Linked DNA regions of Homo sapiens: region 2 is linked to region 1. Evidence: chromatin contacts called from ENCODE Hi-C or POLR2A ChIA-PET data. All regions are on one chromosome and are shown on one strand. Each heading gives the region's core, a stretch centred on a gene start or an enhancer-like site at or near the end of the contact. The rest is flanking DNA. Distances are from core to core; before and after follow the strand shown. Region 1 overlaps PAPSS1 (3'-phosphoadenosine 5'-phosphosulfate synthase 1). Region 2 overlaps PAPSS1 (3'-phosphoadenosine 5'-phosphosulfate synthase 1).

The links. Hi-C counts contacts between places; a loop is a spot of excess contacts on that map. ChIA-PET counts read pairs that join two places held with the same protein, here RNA polymerase II (POLR2A).
Region 2: a map of PC-3 shows a loop between it and region 1 (12-fold over the local background). The contact joins two enhancer-like sites. A Hi-C loop is called at or near these places in 3 of 168 maps with a recorded cell type or tissue (CD4-positive, alpha-beta memory T cell, PC-3 and body of pancreas). POLR2A ChIA-PET finds 5 or more read pairs at or near these places in 1 of 52 experiments (activated CD4-positive, alpha-beta T cell).

The regions. Positions count from the first base shown.
Region 1 is chr4:107,630,399-107,633,241 of GRCh38, forward strand. PAPSS1 (3'-phosphoadenosine 5'-phosphosulfate synthase 1) reads right to left here. Exons shown (of 12, transcript NM_005443.5): 11 at 1,233-1,462. Among named protein-coding and RNA genes, the nearest start is that of PAPSS1, 88 kb to the right of the region's middle. Within about 2 kb of position 1,358, at least 2 of the 41 ENCODE cell types and tissues checked have a DNase peak (open chromatin) inside an H3K27ac peak, as active enhancers do.
Region 2 is chr4:107,689,008-107,691,850 of GRCh38, forward strand. The region is part of intron 3 of PAPSS1 (3'-phosphoadenosine 5'-phosphosulfate synthase 1); the gene reads right to left. Among named protein-coding and RNA genes, the nearest start is that of PAPSS1, 30 kb to the right of the region's middle. Within about 2 kb of position 1,369, at least 4 of the 41 ENCODE cell types and tissues checked have a DNase peak (open chromatin) inside an H3K27ac peak, as active enhancers do.

The sequences.
Region 1 (2,843 bases), core at 108-2,607:
CCCCCATGCTGTTTACAAGATAGTGAGTTCTCATAGATCTGACGGTTTAAAAGTGTGGCACTTCCCCACTTTGTTCTCTTTCCTGTGGCCATGTAAATCGTGCTTTGCTTCTCCTTCACTCCCCAGCCATGCAGAACCGTGAGTCAATTAAACCTCTTTTGTTTACAAATTATCCAGTCTCATGTCGTTTTTTATAGCACTGTGAAAACGGATAAATACAATGTTCAATACTACCAATAATTTGTACTAAAAGCTTGGGTTTTTTTGCTCTTCCTAAGATCTTTGAAGACAGAAGTTGTGCTGTTAATGATTAAGACCACAGACTCTAAAACCAGACTGCCTGGGTTCATCTGCTGAGCTGCCATTTACTAGTCCTGTGACCTTATACAAGCTACTTAGCCTTTGTATGCCTCTAGATACTCACCTACAAAATGGAGGTAACAGCACCTACTTTAGAGATTGTTGTGGAAAATACAAGTTGAGCACCCCAATCCACAATCCAAAATACTCCAAAATCTGAAAATTTTTGAGCACCAACATGACAAAAGTGGAAAATTCCATCTCTGACACCTTTGCTTTCTGATGGCTCAATGTACACAAATTGTTTCATGCACAAAATTATGTAAAATATTGTATACAGTTACCTCCAGGCTATACATATAAGGTATATTTGAAACATAAATGAATTTCATGTTTAGAATTGAGTCCCATCCCCAAGGTACCTCATTCAAATATTCAAATATTCCAAAATCTGAAGGAATCCAAAATCAAAAACACTTCTGGCCCCAAGCATTTCATACAAGGGATACACAACCTATAAATAATTTAATACTTGTAAATAATTAGGACATTGCCTGTCACATAGTGATTGCACAAATATTAGCTAAATTCTCTCTCCATACATAGACTCCCTGGGCTTACCAGAGTAAACATCACTAAGTCCTCAAACTAGTTATGCTCAGTAAGCTATAGCAGACACAGTAGGCAGAGAAATAACAATATTGTCCTTACAGACTTCAAAACAAAATTCCTGAAACCATGAAACTAGATTCAAGTTTTATTTCTACTTCTAATTTCCAGAATGTTGGGAAATTACTTTTCTGGGTTTACCTTTCTCTGACATGAGTACCACAAAACCTGTCATCAGTAAAGATTAGACAATAAGCTAAATCCCTGGGAGCAGCTAGACCACGAAGTACTTCAAAGATTTGTACAGAGAATGTAAGACTTACTGTTCAGAGTCATAGTAGTCCATACGCTTCTTTTTCTTGTTGTAAGCTGCAACTCGAAAGGGAACTATTTCCAAAGTGATTAAACCAGGGGCCATCGTCAGCACTTTGGCACCATGACTTGGCTCATAAAGATCCTTCCCTGTTTCTGGATGAGGCATGCCAGCAGGGTCTCGTCCAACAATGTAAAAGTTGGCTCCTGCAACCATCCGTGCTCTGCAATGCCACTGGACCTAGAATAAAAGTTTCATTTTAGGTAACTTTGCTTTTATGACTATGTACTTAGAAATAGTAAGTGGATAATAAATGCATATGCTTTTTATAAAATCATTATCGGTAGGAAATCTCAACAAATTTAGATGTATCATCCTGGGAAGCCAGAAACAAAACTAACAAAAAACAAAAACCTCCCCCAAACCAAAAGATTAAAAGCATATATCCACAAATATTTATGGATATATATGTATATATATTTATGTATTACTTATAAGATATATGTAAACATACATGTGTCTAGATGTTTGATTTTACACAACTACCAGATGCCATTTACACAGCTCAAAATCTAATATATGAGGTTAGAAGTCAGGATAATGGCTGATCCCTGGAGGGAGGCAACTGCAAGGAGCTTCTGGAATCATGGTAATGCTCTGTTTCTTGATCCAGTATCTGGGTGCTGGTAATTAGGGTGTGCTCACTGTAAAAGTTCATTGAGATATATACACACTTATAATTTATGAACTTTTCTGTATATTATACTTTAACAGGTTAAAAAAAAAACCCTGTTGGATAAAAATGACATGTAGGTACTTACATAAACTAGTACTGAGAAAATCGTATAACTAATATATAACTAATCTTATAACATATGCCTAATACTAGTTAAAAAAAAAAAGATTGGTTGTGAGTAAACGGCCATGCTGCATCCAAAACTAGCCTTGAAGCCTCTAGTTTCAGGCCTAGTAAGACCTATTATTAAAAAACAAAAATTAGTCTAATACCTAGAATAATGAAACTTTAGAATTTAAAGTGACAGTAAAAGATCATCTCTAGTTCAACATTCTCCATAAAATTTGAAGAAAGTGAAGCCCCCGAAAGGTTAAATGACTGGCCAATAAAGTTTAGGATAAACTCAGGCCTAGAAATTTGGTTTTAGCTTCCTTTCAGTGTAAGTCTCCATTATTTAATAATTTATAAAACCATCACTGTTCCATATTAAAATAAGGTATAAATGATAACCACTACACATAAATAACCAAATCATCTTTTATTGTTTTGTTTTCATTTTCTCTCTCCTGGTAATCTCCTGCATACCAGGTACTTATCTATTTACCAACATAGTTTAGAAAGTGCAATAGTAAGAGTGCAATTCCATACCTCACACTTGAATTGTTCACCCTGAGGGGTTTCAACTTTTTAAGTTGTTTCTACTGATGTTTGCCTGCATGTTTTCAAACAGCATGCTTACACTTTGTTATGACTGTTTAATTTTACATAGTATATAACATAGACCTTATTTCCACATCACTTAGACTTCCTACCATATTCGAGTATTTAATGAGGTTCTTATTCCCCAACAGGTACAGTGATATCAACATTTTTGATGAAATCAAT
Region 2 (2,843 bases), core at 119-2,618, 59 kb after region 1:
TGTTACTTCTAAATATTACACCAACCCAGTTTGCAATCTTTCCCTATTCCCTAGTTCAACCTCACTTCTCTTGTCTGAACGGCCTCAACATATTACAGGTCTTCTGGCTTCTAACTCGGATCTGCTCAAAGCCATAATCTACACTGTGGCAAAGGATGCAAATCTGACCATCCTACTGAACTCTTCAGAGACTCTCTGCCACTACTGGGGTAAAATCCGAGTTTCTTAATGTGAGGCATCAGCCCTATACCTGGCCCCACCATTCTCAGTCTTGCACTTGATGCTCTATTGATAATACCTGCCTGGTCAGGCTGTTTCTACCTTAGGCCTCCCCACGCCACAACCCAACCCCTACCAGCAACACTCAACCCCTCTCTTCTGGACAAACCAATGTGCTTCCTCACAGCACATCTCCATGGTGACCTCCTCCAGGAAGCCTTCCCTGCATGCTCAGGCTGATGAGGCCCCTTGCTTTCTCAGGGTTCTCAGAATACTCACTACATATGATCATAGATCTTTTTCCAGTATATTAAAATCATCTCATCAGCTTTACAAGTTTAGTGTCTGGAATAGCAATTAAGCTATGATCTTACTATTCTAACTATCCTTTTAAAGGAAAGTGTCAATGAGTTTCTATCCCTGTCTCTCATCTTATTACTCTTCTGTATCTAATCGTCCTCATCTAGGTTTCAACTAATAAAGTTAATGATTCCTAAATCTAGATCTCAATCCCATACAACTTTCCTAAACTCTAAAACCAATTTCCTAGATGGCCCAGTGGTAATCTCCACTTAGACTAACTCCACTAGCACTTCAAACATAACCCACCAAAAATGAAATACGCATGTCCTCCCCTCCTATCCTGTACTTCATAACTCAGTCATACCAACCTTTATTCAGAAAGCACCATGCTTCATTCTGCTCTCCCATAAAATCAGCAATCAAGCAGGCACCAGGTCTTACTGATGCTACTCAAGCCTCAAGAGCCCTTAAATATGCCCCCATCTTTACTAGTCCCATTGCTGCTGCTTGAGTTCACATCCTCTTCCCTGAAGGAGCTGGTGCTACGGCAAGCCTCCTGGCTAGTCTCCTACCTCCAGACCAGTCTCAATCCAGGCTTCAAGGATGACCTCACTCAAATGCAAACCCAATGATACCAATCTCTGTTATAATCTCAAACTATTAACTCCTTTTGGGGCAAAATCCTTTCTGAGCAGTGCAGAAGTCACCACCTAGCCTCTGCAAATTGATCAGCTCCATCTCCCCTCACAATCATCCTTCATATCAGTCACACCAACCTACCTACAGTTCCCCAAAAAAACAAACTGTCTCACATTCCATTGAGCATACTATACTGTCTCCTCTGTCTGAAACAGTTTTCTCCCTCTGGTCTAACTAGTATACTCTGATTCATCCTTCATGACTCATTTCAAGCAGCAGCTCCTCTGTGATTCTCTCATAACACCTTTCACATATATGTACTTCATCACTTGCCTCAAGATATTGTAACTCTTCACATCTCCGCATTCCCACCAGACTACCAACTCCTTCAGAATAGGAAGTATCAGGTTAATTTTCAGAACCAATATGCTCAGTTCAGTGGTTGACATGGAAATTCCCAATAAACTTCTCTTGAATGAACAAATATAATCATGACTATACAGAAAAATACACATGTCCTGTATTGCATGTTTCAATCCAAATATTTTCATGGATTTTCAGATGCCCTAAACATAGTCCAAACCTCATTATCAGTGCTTTTATAGATGAGGTCAACAAAGATTTTGCTCCACACTATACAAACAAGGGGGCCACAAAGCAGATCAGCACACACTCTTAGATACCCAGGTGTCGGCTGATAGCTCTCCATAACAGGTATTATAGACCTCCCCCTTTTCCGAGAGCTGCAAGATTCCCACCAGAAGGTATAAGAATGCCAATATCATATTTTTATGAAAATTGTGTATATCCAAGGATTCAGGAACTCTAACTCTTATTATGCTCCTATTATTTATACACTTTAAACTGATATATTGGCAATGACCCAAGGGTTTCAAGAAATGGTTTTTACAGAATGTTTTAGGACTCCTGCCATGGTTCAATTAAGTGAACCTGTGTAAATAATACTCAATCTAACACTTATCCATAATTCTTACAGGTCAAATCTTGTTTAAAAAAAAAAAAAGTCCAAGTAACCATCAAAATTTATGATACAGTACTAGAATTGTGCTAATATAATTTATTCCATTTATTGAATAGTTATTACATGCCAGGCACTGTGCTGAGGCTTTAAACACATGACTTACGTAATCTTCAGAGCAACCCTATGTTGTAGGCATTACTTGAACTGCAGGAGGTTAAGTGTGCTGGACAAGGCCACAGCAGCAATAACTGGCAGAGCTGAGATTTCAGCCCCTTTGTTTCCAACTCCAAAGACCCTGCCTCTCACCTCTATACTAACTCGCTTATTCACTGATATCAGGGCTTCCCAAGGGAGTATGCTATTGTTCAACAAACACTAATCATATAATATGGTCCAAGAGCCGGGCTTGGCATCAAGATTACAAAGGCAAATAAGACACGGTCCCAGCTGTCAAGGAGCCAGTGGGGTTTGGAGGCAGCATAGCATCTAAGCCCAGGAGACGCACTGTCTGGATGCAAACCTGTGCTCTTCTACAAGTATAGTGTGTGACCTTGGGCAATGCACACCTTTGTTTCCTTGTGTCCCCACTAGGAGACAAGAATTACTTGAGTTAATTCACATAAAAGCACTCTAGCAGTTACCAGAACACAGTTAAGTGTTCAATAAATGTTAATATTATTACCACTACAGCTACTATCAA